2 separate regions of the Homo sapiens genome follow, and region 2 is linked to region 1. A link is a contact called in ENCODE Hi-C or POLR2A ChIA-PET data. All regions are on one chromosome and are shown on one strand. The core of a region is the stretch at or near the end of the contact, and the rest is flanking DNA. Distances in the headings are between cores, read along the strand shown. Region 1 overlaps C5orf67 (chromosome 5 putative open reading frame 67). Region 2 has its middle 33 kb from the start of C5orf67.

Region 1 (6,920 bases), core at 737-3,236:
AAGATTTGTGAGGAAGAAGTTTCTGTGAAAATACCTAAGGCAGCACCTGACACATAGTAGGTGCTAAATAAATGGGGTCTTTGCCTCTTGCGTAAGAGCCAGAATTCAAGAGGCCTTGATTTCTGATGCATTTGCACTCTCTAAGCTGACAGCTGGGCCTATTCCCTTGCCAGGAGTTTCAGGACCAAGGCCATCCCGCAAGCCCAGTCCATCAGCACTTCCTGAAGCTCTCTCTTCTCAGTATATCCAGAAACTCTCCACTCCCACCTCTCTCACTGCTACCTTATCCCAGCTCCATCACCTCTTACCTGGATTACTGCAGCTGCCTCCAAACTAGGCTCCCTGCTTCTGTCCCTGACTGCTCAAACTCTTCCTACTCAGCAGGCATCCTGCTATGCCAGTAGTCATCAGATGGTGCCTCTCCTCTGTTCAGAGCTTGCCAGAGTCTGCCTTTCTCATTCTGGGCCCCGCTTCTATTACCTCATTTCCCACCGCTTCCCTTTACTCTTTCTACTCCTGGCCTCTTTGCTGCTTCTTCAAAGTAAGAAGCATGCTCCCAAACAGGACATTTGCACGTGCTTTTTCCTCTCCCTGGGTGTCCACTCTGATGTCCTTATGGCTCATGCTCGCTTCCTTCAGCTTTCCACTCAGCCTTCCCCTTCTGAGCAAGGGCCTCCCTGACCACCCATCTAAAACATCACCCTCAATCCCCATCACTTCCTACCTCCCTGCTTGCTTTTTCTTCATATCCCCTATCATAACCTGAAATATACATTTATGTGTTTATTTTTGTCTTACTCTACCAAATGTAGGATTACCAACATTTCCTATCAAAGTGCAGGAAATGCGGTTTCTTCCTGTTGAGTCTTCACTGCCTAGCCAGTCTTCACCTGGCTCTTTCTTCCTGTTGAGTCTTCACTGCCTAGAACAGTGCTTGGCATACAGTAAACACTAAATGAATTTAAGTTGAATAAATGAATGAATGGATGGGATAGGGGAAAGAATATATATACATGTATCTACATATATTTAAATCTACATTAAGTGAAAGTGTTCATATATTTAGTTATACACATATATTTCTCTAGGGATATCTCCTTCGAAGAGAACATATGGAGATATATATATATATATAGATACACACACACACACACAAACACATATATCCTGAGTTGCTTCTGTCAGTACAGTACAGTCACTACTGTATTTGGGTGGCCTGTCCTAGCCCTTCTCTCAGATGATGATAACATTCTTGGGGCATTGGCTTGGGTGTAGGAGTTGGTTGGTGTGGGATCTGTGTAGACTCTTTGTGAGAGACCTGTGGAGAGCTGCATTTGTGTTTGTTGATGGTGGGTGACTGAGGTAGGCTTGTTGGGGGGAGGAATAAGGACATCGAGGCTATTGGAGGAGGCAGGAAGATGGAAGGGAAGTCATTGAAATAATCTTATGGCCATGGGTTTGAAATTAGTATCTGTCCATAGAGAGGTAAATCAGAGGCATCCAACGGGGAGGAGAATATCTCCAATCAGGAGGTGCTCACACAGTTTAGCGGCTTCCTGTCAGGTGCTCCCGGTGACACTCTGGGTCTTTTCTCCTCTCCCCCATAATTTTCTTTAAAACACAGTGTAAAGATAAGGGTAAGAATCACTTCAAGTAATGTGAGAAAACTGTAAGGAAAGAGGAAAAATGAAAATGCTGCCAATGGCAGGAAACGGCACATTTTAATCTTCTCAAACTAAATGGACTCCGCGTTGCATCTGGAATTGTGTGTGCTTGATAAACCTAATGTGGAAGCCCTTTGCTAAACATCTGACAAGAATCAGCCTCTCCATGAAATGTGAAAAGATGCCCCCACCCAGTTGTTAAGAGGCTGCATAAGAGAACAGAAAAAGTTTGCGCAGCTAACACAACACGGGGCTTGCCAAAATCATCCTGCCCTAATTCTCTTGTCAGCAGAGCCACTTTTCTGAAGAGCTAGCGACTCGTGACTTGGTTGCTGGATTCTGCCTGCCCTTCCTGCTGTGTATCCCCCACCCCACCCAGGACCCCTGAGCAGAGCACACCCTTTCTCTGTATTTTCACTTGTTGGGTATTCTTCAGGGCTTGAAGCCTCAGAAATTCCGTTGAGAACACAATGCTCTACGTTCAGGATGTGAACGGCTACAAATGTCGTATTGCTTATCTCGCTCTGTGCAACACCCAGCAGCTGCTGGCCTTTAACGAGGAGGCGGCACAGGGCTCAGGGAATCATCCTGTGTGTGCTTTGTTCTTGCATTTTGCAGCTGATTTAAGAGCAAGAAAGGAACAAACCCCATCTGATGTCTTTACTCCAGAGATCATCTCACATCCTTCCTAGGGCAGGAAGAGCAGGTGACTGGGACACCGGACATTTGGCAAGCTGGTGGCTTTCCTGCGTTGGCATGCTTTGCCGGGGTTTTCATGAAAAGACAATGACCTTTACAAAAAACAATGACCTTTGCAGAGATCTCGAAACCCTGGCAACTCAGCAGCAAACTCAGTTCCAAAAGCGTTCCTATTGCCTTTCCCAGCAGAGTTGAATAATTGGAAAGTAAAGAAGGACTTTTTAAAAATCACCAAAGTTTTTGGCAAATTTTAGGAGCTCTTTCCCCCACCCTGTAATTAAAGCAGAAGTAAACAGTAAAAGAATATCAAATTGCAGCTCGCTTCAGGAATAGATGCCCAAATAGAGCTGCTGCTTGTCCTAACCTGTGCTTTGAGACAGAAGGACAACCTCTCTGGGGAGCACTCCAATAGGTCCCCAGATCTGACACATCAAGATTAAGACATGAAGATTTGGAGCTGAGAGAGGAGAAAGGGTGAGTCATCTGGGCATTATCCAAAGAAAGAAAAAATGTCTTCCTCTTTCAAAGTTGCCTTCTCTGCACCATCCCTGAGCCCCTTCTGGTTGTTGGAGGTCATCTCCTGCATGGTACTACCTCACCTTGAAGGGGTTCTTAGGTCCAAGGCGATCAAAGCAGTCCTGCTCCCTGCTACACAGTGTGTGTGAATACTGTGTCAGACTGACTTGGTCTGTGTCTCATCCACTCATCAGCTGGTAACCCCAGACAAATTGCTGACCTTCTCTAACCTTCAGTTTTCTCAAGTCTACAAAGAGGGAACAATAGTATTTACCTTATAGGGCGGACATGGGACTTAAATGAAACAGTGTAAAGTTCTTGAGGCATAAGAACCACTCAAGCATTGATGTTACATGTATCAATAGTTAATTTCTTTTTACTGTTGTCCCATTGTATGTACATATCACGATTTGTTTATTCATTCACCTGTTGATGGATGTATGGATTGCTATTGCAAATAAAGCTGCTACTGTTTGTGTACAAGTCTGGTATAGATACATTTTCCCTTTTTTCTTTTTCTTTCTTTCTTTTTTTTTTTTTTTTTTTTTTTTTGAGGCAGAGTCTGGCTCTGTCGCCCAGGCTGGAGTGCAGTGGCACAATCTTGGCTCAATGTGACCTCTGCCTCCCAGGTTCAAGTGATTCTCCTGCCTCAGCCTCCCTAGTAGCTGGGATTACAGGTGCATGCCATCACATCCAGCTAATTTTTGTATTTTTAGTAGAGATGGGGTTTCTCCATGTTGGTCAGGTTGGTCTCGAACTCCTGACCTCATGATCCATCTGCCTTGGCCTCCCAAAGTGCTGGGATTACAGGCGTGAGCCACTGCACCTGGCCATTTTCCCTTTTTTCTTGGGTAAGTACTTAGGGATAGAATGGCTAGCTCAGATGGTAGCTGTATGTGTAACTTTTAAGGAAACTGTCAAACAATTTTCCAAAGTAGTCACATCATCTGGTGTTTCCATCAGTGGCTTATAAGAGTTCCAGTTCCTCCACATCCTTATCAGCACTTGGTGTGGTCAGTCTTTCTAATTTTATCCATTCACATATGCGAGTAGTGGTAGGTGATTCACATTTACTTTGGCTTGTAGTGAAGATATTTAGGTGAACATTCTGTGCAACTATATCATTCATTCATTGCACAGTGCACAGGCCTCAAAGCTCAAATATTATCTGAAGACAACCTGTTGTGAACTTAAATCTTTGATGGACAGTTGGATGCATCTGACTCTGAAGATTGAGTGAATTTCAAGTAGGAGCAGCCTAATGATTCAGGGCCATAGACTGTTACAGGTAGTTAGGCATGAGCAGGGCAGGACAGGGTTCTCCCCCAACCCACTAGAAATGTTGGGTGATGGTTTGGCAATTATTGCATTGCCTCTCTAAAAATATGTATTTGGCAGCTCCAGGGAGAGGCCATTTCCTGATGGTCCACACCTGTTAACCTCAAAATGTTAATTGAATGCAGGCCCCAGGGAGAAGCAACTTCCTGGGCATGCGTGTTAAGAGACAAAAATGGTGAAGTATGATCTTCTGGGGGCACACTCCACCGGAAAAGGGAAGAAAGCCTTAGATGGGCATGTGTATAACTCCCTAAATACATTGTGCATTCTCAACTCCAACGGGTAAGGAAAGCACTGGGCATGTGGAAAGCCCACCCTAAAGGAAAAATCTTGGGAAAGAGGCAAGCCTATAAAGTCCTAGGATCAAGGTTAAAGGCCCCTCTTTTTTGCTGTCTTCTTTTGCTCTCTTTTCTTTCTTGGACCTTCAAGCACCCGCTTGGGTCTCCTACAAGCGAATTTTCCTCTCTTTCCTGTTCTAAAGCCTTTTAAATAAACTTCTACTCCTGCCCCGAAACTTGCCTTGGTCTCTTCTTCTGCTATATGCCCCTCAGTCAAATTCTTTCTTCAGAGGAGGCAAGAACTGAAGTTGCTGTGGACCCCTTATGGATTCACTGCCGGTAACTTGGGTCTCTTCCACTGGTAACAAGACCACTTAATTTTCTTCTCATTACTTCTACTAAAGCCAAATAATTGCTGTGATTTTATTAATTCACCTACAAAGCCAATAATGAACCCTGGTTCATATCACCTTTAGCTCCTGTTACTAATAATAACAAACATCATAAGATTGGCAACGCTATTAGTTTTGCCCTGTGTTTATAATAATGAGGTTAGGGAAGGTATTCTTCACTACTTTTGGGGACTCAAAAGAGAGAATCCATAGGAGAAATTTAACTCTGGCTTTAGTTCTAGAAGTAGCTTTGTTTGTCCTGAGCAAATGGTTTGTTTTTCCTGATGAACAGTGGAAATCGTGCTGTTTCTTTCTTCACGCTGGTAACCAGAGACTTAGAGCCAAATTTGCCTTCTACTCCATAGCAAGTTTATCTGACTTTATGCTATGTATTTAGTAAACTAACCTATGCCTGGCTCCACGTTACTTTCCTATTTTAATTTTCTATTTGCTTTACTTTCCATACTAGTTAAAATATTTTGAATTTAAATGAATTTTTAAAACTATGTGTTTATGATCAGAATCCAAAAGGCATAATTTAAGGTATCTCTCACTCTTGCTCCAAAACCATCTGTTCCCCTTTCCCAGGGGAAACTGCTTTTATCAGTTTGTACTGTGTCTTTGCAGAGAATCTAGGTGACTAAAAGTATCCATGAGAATAGAAGTATAGTATATGTATGGGTGTGTGTAGTACATATTTGTAAGCAGTCTATTGAACAAGTTGAAGTTGGTAGGGTATAAATAGAAAGCAACTTTATTCCTGCTCATTGTTGACTCTTGAAATTCACTCTGTTGTTTCCTTGCCTGCCTATGGATGAATTCTGTGGCAGATACCTTGGCTTTTCTAGTTACTTTCAGATATAAGTAGGTAGTCTAACTTACCCTTAAAAAGTCTAGACTGCTGGTGAGGATATGGAGAAAAGGAACACTTGCACATTGTTGGTGGGAGTGTAAATTAGTTCAACCATTGGGGAAAGCAGTACGGCAATTCCTCAAAGAGCTAAAAGCACGACTACGATTTGACCCAGCAATCCTATACTGGGTATATACCCAGAGGAATGGAAATCATTCTACCATAAAGACATATGCATGCAAATGTTCACTGCAGCACTTTTCATAGTAGCAAAGACATGGAATCAACCTAAATGCCCATCAGTGACAGACTGGATAAAGAAAATGTGGTACATATAAACTGTGAAATACTATGCAGCCATACAAAAGACAGAAATCAGGCTAGGCACAGTGGGTCATGCCTGTAATCCCAACACTTTGGGAGACTGTGACGTGTGGATCACTTGAGGTCAGGAGTTCGAGACCAGCCTGACCAACATGGTGAAACACCGTCTCTACTAAAAATACAAAAATTAGCTGGGCGTGGTGACGGGCGCCTTTCTTGGGGGTTGGTGGAAGGTGAGTAGAGGGGAAAATTGGGCAGGAAATGAGGACTCTACTGAAAAGATTAGGCCATGTTATGCGATTTATCAAAATATTTTTCCATTGGGAAAATGGGACAAGTACTGTCTGACTGAGTTCTTGCAGAAATTTCTGAAAATACTCAGAGATTTAATGTTCTGCTTGAAAGGAACTACAGAAAAGCAACACACTCTTTTAACTCATTGTTTAGCATGAGTAGACTTTAAATTGCTCTAGAATGAGTTTTGTACTTTGACGGTTTTTTGGTGCACATATCATACACAAACAAAGCCAAAATGAAAAAGTACAGAATCTGAAAAACTATATCATTTGGGTTTCTCCAGACTAAACAAAACATTTCCAGTATGGCTAGATAAAAAGATTTTTCTAACCCTCCCTGTCCCTCACCCCACCTTCCTATGGGAGGACCAAATTTGCAGCACAGTTCAAGAATGTTGAATTAAGAGCCTTGAATGGTTTCTATTCATGGTAAATCTCTTGGCTTTGGGCAGAGGGCAAGAACTCAACCATACCACTGGACAGGTTTGTTGGAATTCAGTCAGTGAGTGTTTCCTCTAGATTACAATTCTTTCCACAAAAATATTTTTCTAGGCAAGTAG
Region 2 (6,092 bases), core at 2,910-5,409, 52 kb before region 1:
GAGAGTGCTTACTAATTATAAGATAGCTACTCATTAGTAGATTTATTTTCTAGCTTAATCTCTCATTGTTGCTATTACAAGGACTTAGAAAAAAATGCCCAAAGGTTTATGACCAAGACTCAAAAGCTAAGCTTGCATGTCCTGAATAGACCTATCTGATTAAAATAATAAAAATAATAATAGTAATTAGAATAAATTCTGTTTACACCTTGTCTTTGCCTGAATGGCTTTAGAGTCCTGTAAAACTTTGCCTTTAGTATCTACATTCGTTCATTGGTCTGTGCTTGCCTGAGCATCTGAGAACATTTTAGAAATATTAGAAACTGACAGGACCACAGAATTAATGAGGCATCATCTTTGGAGCATACCTGTTGGGAGGAGAAGAAGGGAAAGGTGAACTTTGTTCTCCTGTAGCTAGATGGCCGCAAATCTTCCAATTCCTTTCATGTTCTTAGCCAATCCTGGTTCAGCCCTAAAGATTGTTATTATAAAATCCCCTCGAGTTAATGTTTCCCTTTGTCTATTGTTTAATTAATGACCCAGGCAGCGGCTCAGAAAGGAATGCAATTCTCATAAAACATTTTCCCACATTAAACAATCAAAAATTATTTGGGGGGAAAAAGAGAGAGAAAAGCAGGACAGGAACTTGGAGTTTTAGGCAACCTTTTACAGAAATTTGATTGGTATTTTTCTTTTCTGGCTATAAATAGAAAGCCAAGGAAAGGTTAAGTGCTAGGGGCGGGGTCACGGAGTAGATGGGAGCTGCCAAGCAGGAGTGGACGTGGACTGTTCAGGTCGTGAGGTGCACATTCTTTGTGTAAAAGAACATTTCAATATTCTTTATTTTGGAGTCCTGTCTTCAAAAACCGTCCATAGATACCATCTACCAGCCTCTTCTTTCTCCCACCTGTTTCTCCTTCCTCTCTTATATAATTTACACTTGATTATTTAAAAATGCAGCCATTGGTCTCCTCAGTCACCTCTCTAGCCTCATCGTGCTATACTAATTAAGGTAATGATAGCTGCTCTAATAAACTCACCCCCAATTGTACATTGGATTGAACAATATAATTGTTTTTTTTTTCTTGGTGATATAGAGTCTAAAATGGTTGTCATGACTGATAGGTCTCTATCCTCCAAGCAGTGATCTGGGAACCTGATCCTTTTGTCTTGTGGCTCTACCATCTTCAACATTTGGCTTCTGAAGTCACCCTGAATGTGCGCACACAAGGATGGAAAACAGCACAGAGAAAGGCAGAAGGTCGGTATGTGCCTGGTCTGGAAGTGACCCATATCATTCTGTTCACATTACTTTGGCTAGAACTCAGTCAGGTGACCACACCTAACTACAAGGGAGTCTGAGAATTGTAGTTGGCTGCATGTCCAGGAAGAAGAAATGGGATTGTGATCTGACCAGACTGCCTGGCTTAACCACTTTCTCCAGCATTGGCTTCTGTGGTTCCTCCTCCTTTCATTGGATGCTTTTACTGATCCTCTTATGTCCTCCCAGTAGCAAGTACAGCAGAATCTCCTTAGAGAGACTTTGGTCTTCCTTTGTCACCTCTTCTTCTCCAGACTCATTTTCTGTGGGAGCCCCTTGGCAGCCAGCCTGCTCCTAGCCCTGAGTGGTGCTTCTACAGGGTTCTGCTTCCCCTTTTCAAGCTTCTCTGTTTCGTTTACCTCATACATTGCAGGAGAACTACAAGCTCCCTGTCCTCTCACTTCAGCCTCCTCAGTGCCCACCTCCCCTCTTTCCTTGTGTGCCCACACCTTGTCTTCTAAACTAGAAGCTCTGGGCTTTTATTTAGGTAATACCATTTGCATAACCCTTTTGAGTTGACAGAGAAATTTCTCAGAAATTATACTAATCCCATATACAATCTGAAAGACAGACATCATCCATGCCAATCCACCCATCAGAAAACAGATCTGGGGAGAAAAGTGACTTTCCCAAGGCTATGCTGTATACACAGGGTGAAGACTTAAGCTCAAAGCCTATTACTGCTTTGAATTTCTTAGGGTCTTAGGGCTTTTAATTTAATTCACCTAAACCACCTGTTGCAAGGACTTACTCTTGCTGCCTCTATTTTTCTACTGTTCCAGCCTCTTGCCTCTTCTGCTGTCTGTGGTCAAAAACATAGAGCACCTTCATGCCTTGACTTTATATCTGTATTAGTCTGTTTTCACACTGCTATAAAGAAATACCTGAGACTGGGTAATTTATAAAGGAAGGCAGTTTAATTGACTCACAGGTCTGCATGGCTGGGAGGCCTCAGGAACTTACAATCATGGTGGAAGGAGAAGGGGAAGCAAGGCCAGTCTTACATGGCAGCAGGAGAGAGAGAGAGAGAGAGCGCGCACACAGGGGAAACTGCCACTTTTAAACCATCAGATCTCATTAAGAACTCCCTCTGTATCACGAGAACAGCATGCGGGAAACCGCCCCATGACCCAATCACCTCCTACCAGATCCTTCCTTGACATATGAGGATTACAATTTGAGATGAGATTTGGATGGGAACACAGAGCCAAACCATGTCAATGTCTTTAAACTCAAGACTGCAGACTGGAGTGGAATGCCCCTGGAAAGAGTATATGCTGTATGGCTGAGATTCTGAAATGATAAGATTTGTAGACTGGGGAAAATTCTTTAAAATGTTATTTTAATATAGAAGAAGTAGTGTGTGGAGGATGTAGGACTGTGTACAGAATGTAGGACTATAGACATCAAATGAATGACTGACTGAATAAACAAATAGCCCACTACTTGGCTGACAGTTTTTTACTCCCAGCTACATAAAATTTTGTGTTCGGAGTTGTGAGCCACACACAGAATGAATGAGAGTCCCTGCTCTCAAGGAGGCTTAGAGAAGCACGAGAGATAAGACTAAGCCCAGATACTGATAATAAAACAGGGAAATGATAGTGCCAGGGAAGCACAAAGTTCCCCTGTTACTTCAGATGGACTAACAAGAATATACCCAGCTGGAGAGGCTGAAGGTTGAGCTCACCAAGGAAGTGAAAATTTTGAACTTGTCTTTGCATGTATTCATATAGTTATTAACTTGACAACTGATTTAAGCACATACTAAAGACCCTCTTTTAGAGAGGTATCACAGAACACAGCATGTGCAGTTTTTGTCTTTAGGAACTTACTGTCTAGCAAGGGAGAGAGCCACCCCACTGATGACTGCACAAATCATTACTTAATGACAGGAGGGGTAAGTGTTATGAAGGAAAAGCACAAAGGATGTGAGAGTGTATAATAGGGAGACACTATGGAGTCTGCACCAGAGGGATTAGATTTGAATATACTGAGAGAGAGTGGGTAGCAGGGAGACCTTCTAGGTGGAAGGAAGGAGGAATAGAGCTGCACAGTAAAGCAGTCTAAGCTGGGCTGGAAGGGAAGACAGGAAAGGTAGACTAGTACCAGCCCTAGGAGGGCCTCTTCAGACGTCAAGACTCTAAAATTGATTTGTTAGGGAATGGAAAACCACAAAGGTTGAGGTAATCAAGAAGAACACTTGTGACCCAGTTGAGAACAAGGCCACGTGAGAATTACGTAGCTCTTGTTTTTGTACATAAAACCATGCTGGTCCCTGTGAGAGGCAAGACAAGACAAGATCAGCAGGAGAAGGGTTGGACGCATGGTACCTTTCCATGGAAATCCTGTCTGGGGTTCATGACCCAGAGTCTTGGTCTGTTTGCTTGTCTCACAGTGCACAAGAGGCAAGAGCTTAGAAAGCAGATCAGGGAAGAGTGGGGAGGAAGGTATTTGTGCATCCCTGTGGGGGAAAGGTGGGCACTTCCCAGCACAGCCCGGGACAGTGCGAGGAATGGCACAGAGGAACACTCTGCTTTTTGGTTCACAGTATGGCCAGGACAGAAATGAGACCTTTCTCTACATCCTGAGGTTTTATTTTCTTTGTCTTTCTCAGGTGGAGCAGTTAGGTCAGGCCAAGCCTGGCCCTGTTCTGATACAGCTCACCTAGCAGATTTGAAGTTAGACTATTTACAACAAGAAGAAGGCATGCCCTGCCATGGCAAAACCTCACCAGGTCTCCCTGTATGATTCTTGAATGTCTTCTTTAGCAAGGTTACACCTGGCACACAGACCCTATCAGCCACTGACTGCATTCCTTACAAACCCAAACCCATTGGTGGGCAGAGCGGGAAGGTGGCTGGCCACCATCCAGACAGTAAACAATAGAGGCAATTATTATGCAGCCATTAATCTTGTCAATTACACATTAACCCAGGCTGTGTGTAAACAGGAGCACAATCCTCATTCTTTTTCTCTGCCTTTCTCAATGGCTTCCCACCCCACCTCCTCAGAAAATAAAAAGGGACTGCATTCTACCACATTCTCAATATCATCCTTAATTCCACTTTTTCACTTATGGAAACAATCATACCAATCTGGAAATTCCTTTAACCTGTGTATCGATTTTATCTTTTTGTGTGTGTGTGTGATTTCTATTACATATGATACTCTGCTGAGTGCTTGGGAAGCTGATTTTGCTGTTTTCTACAAATCTATGGTTCCTTTTTCACTTTGAACTCCCCAGTTGAAAAGGCTATATTCATATATATTACCTCATGAGGTAATATAATGATTGATAGCACAAATTTATTACATGTTTTGAAGTCGCTTTCTAATATACCTGGATAAGGATCTATTTCCTATTCATCTTCATCTGGGTAGATGCCACCCAAAGACATCCTTGTCCACTTAAAAACCTGTAGCAGTTGGCTTTGTGGTCAAAGGAGATTTTTGTTTTTTAAAGTGAGGAGCAGTTCTGGAAGCAATTAGATCTGGCATTGTTCAGGGCAGATGGTGAAGTGGGCAGAGATTCTCTTCAAAGCCTCTAGCCTTTCATTTTCCTGTGCTCACTCTTCCTTTAGTACACTTGACCTCTCCTTTCCCTCCTCCTCCTCCAAAGCCATCTCTAAGAAATGGCCCACGTCAGTCATTTATCTCTTCCTGGGCATTAAAGAGTCTGGGGAATGCTCATTCCTGCTGTGTTTTCACTGAAAGCCTTATCTTTAATTGTGGAATGAAAGGAATTTCAGGTATTGGATCACAGCTCAAAGTTCAAGTTTTTAACGTTCTATTCACATAGCAGTCAGGAAAAAAAAATCCTTTTTGATTGGAAGGAGGGCAGTTTTCACAGGCCCTCTTCTCAGGCTCTGGTGGTGATCCGTCTCTGTTCTCTCCTCTTTGTGGAGCCATTCTGGAAGACAAGGCTTGAGGTTGGGGTGGGCAGGACAAGTAGCACAGAGATTTCTCAAACGTTGCTGGATAAGGTGTTTGAGACCGATTTCAGTAGAACCCTAATACACATTAGGTAAGATTTCTGAATCAGGAATGTGAGAAAGGTCTGTTGAAACTGGGCATCAATACCCTTTTTCCTTGGGATATGTCAGGGAATTCCCCAAGAGGCTTCAATGTTCAGGGCAGCCCTGCTACCCTATTTTTTGGGTGGTGGGGTGGGAACTTGGAAAGAGGTCTTGCTGGCTGAAATTAAATTAGCATGTTGTTTCGAGGGAGTTGGGAACATTTTCAAGTTGCTGTGCATAAACCTGCGAGCTCATTTTCTCAGATTTGGTTCATGCATATAGGGTGGTACTATGTATTCACTAGAAAGGGTTCAGACTTGTTGCATCTTGGTTCTGTCTCTAGATCTAGGATAATGCATTTATTCCAAAACTTAATTTTGGTAAAACGAAAGAATCAACTAGGCAATCACTGAGGTTCCTTCTAGCTTCAAAAATCCCGATGATCTCTGAGATCTATGAATTAAAATTAATTGGTGCAACTTGTGGGATGTTATTTAAGTGAAAATTCTTAGAGTCAGGGCACTAGTGAAAGGTAAGAGCCAGGAATGCAGGGGATACTGGTCATTTTCCATAGCTTCTTTCCTCCCAAATTGTAGCAATTCTGGGGTTGTGGGAAGAAGTAGAGATATGAGTGGCAAATCAATACAAACTGTGTCACCAATAAGGTTGTTCAGGGAAATAAGTTTATAAAGAGTGGAAAGGAACAGGCTGAGCCTGACAGGGTTAAAGGAAGCACCAATTTCTACCAATGA

What was found. A loop is a pair of places that touch in the nucleus more often than their neighbours do. ChIA-PET counts read pairs that join two places held with the same protein, here RNA polymerase II (POLR2A). Pooled maps may share reads with other maps.
Region 2: a map of CD4-positive, alpha-beta T cell shows a loop between it and region 1 (5-fold over the local background). The contact joins two enhancer-like sites. A Hi-C loop is called at or near these places in 1 of 168 maps with a recorded cell type or tissue (CD4-positive, alpha-beta T cell), 2 of 37 single-sample maps with no recorded cell type and 2 of 50 pooled maps. POLR2A ChIA-PET finds 5 or more read pairs at or near these places in 7 of 52 experiments (CD4-positive, alpha-beta T cell, GM12878, activated CD4-positive, alpha-beta T cell and 4 more).

Annotation. Positions count from the first base shown.
Region 1 is chr5:56,581,542-56,588,461 of GRCh38, reverse strand. The region is part of intron 1 of C5orf67 (chromosome 5 putative open reading frame 67); the gene reads left to right. Among named protein-coding and RNA genes, the nearest start is that of C5orf67, 21 kb to the left of the region's middle. Within about 2 kb of position 1,986, at least 18 of the 41 ENCODE cell types and tissues checked have a DNase peak (open chromatin) inside an H3K27ac peak, as active enhancers do; they include CD4-positive, alpha-beta T cell, where a contact is called at or near this core.
Region 2 is chr5:56,636,503-56,642,594 of GRCh38, reverse strand. No RefSeq gene overlaps it. Among named protein-coding and RNA genes, the nearest start is that of C5orf67, 33 kb to the right of the region's middle. RefSeq lists enhancers at 4,839-5,133, 4,741-5,310. Within about 2 kb of position 4,159, at least 7 of the 41 ENCODE cell types and tissues checked have a DNase peak (open chromatin) inside an H3K27ac peak, as active enhancers do; they include CD4-positive, alpha-beta T cell, where a contact is called at or near this core.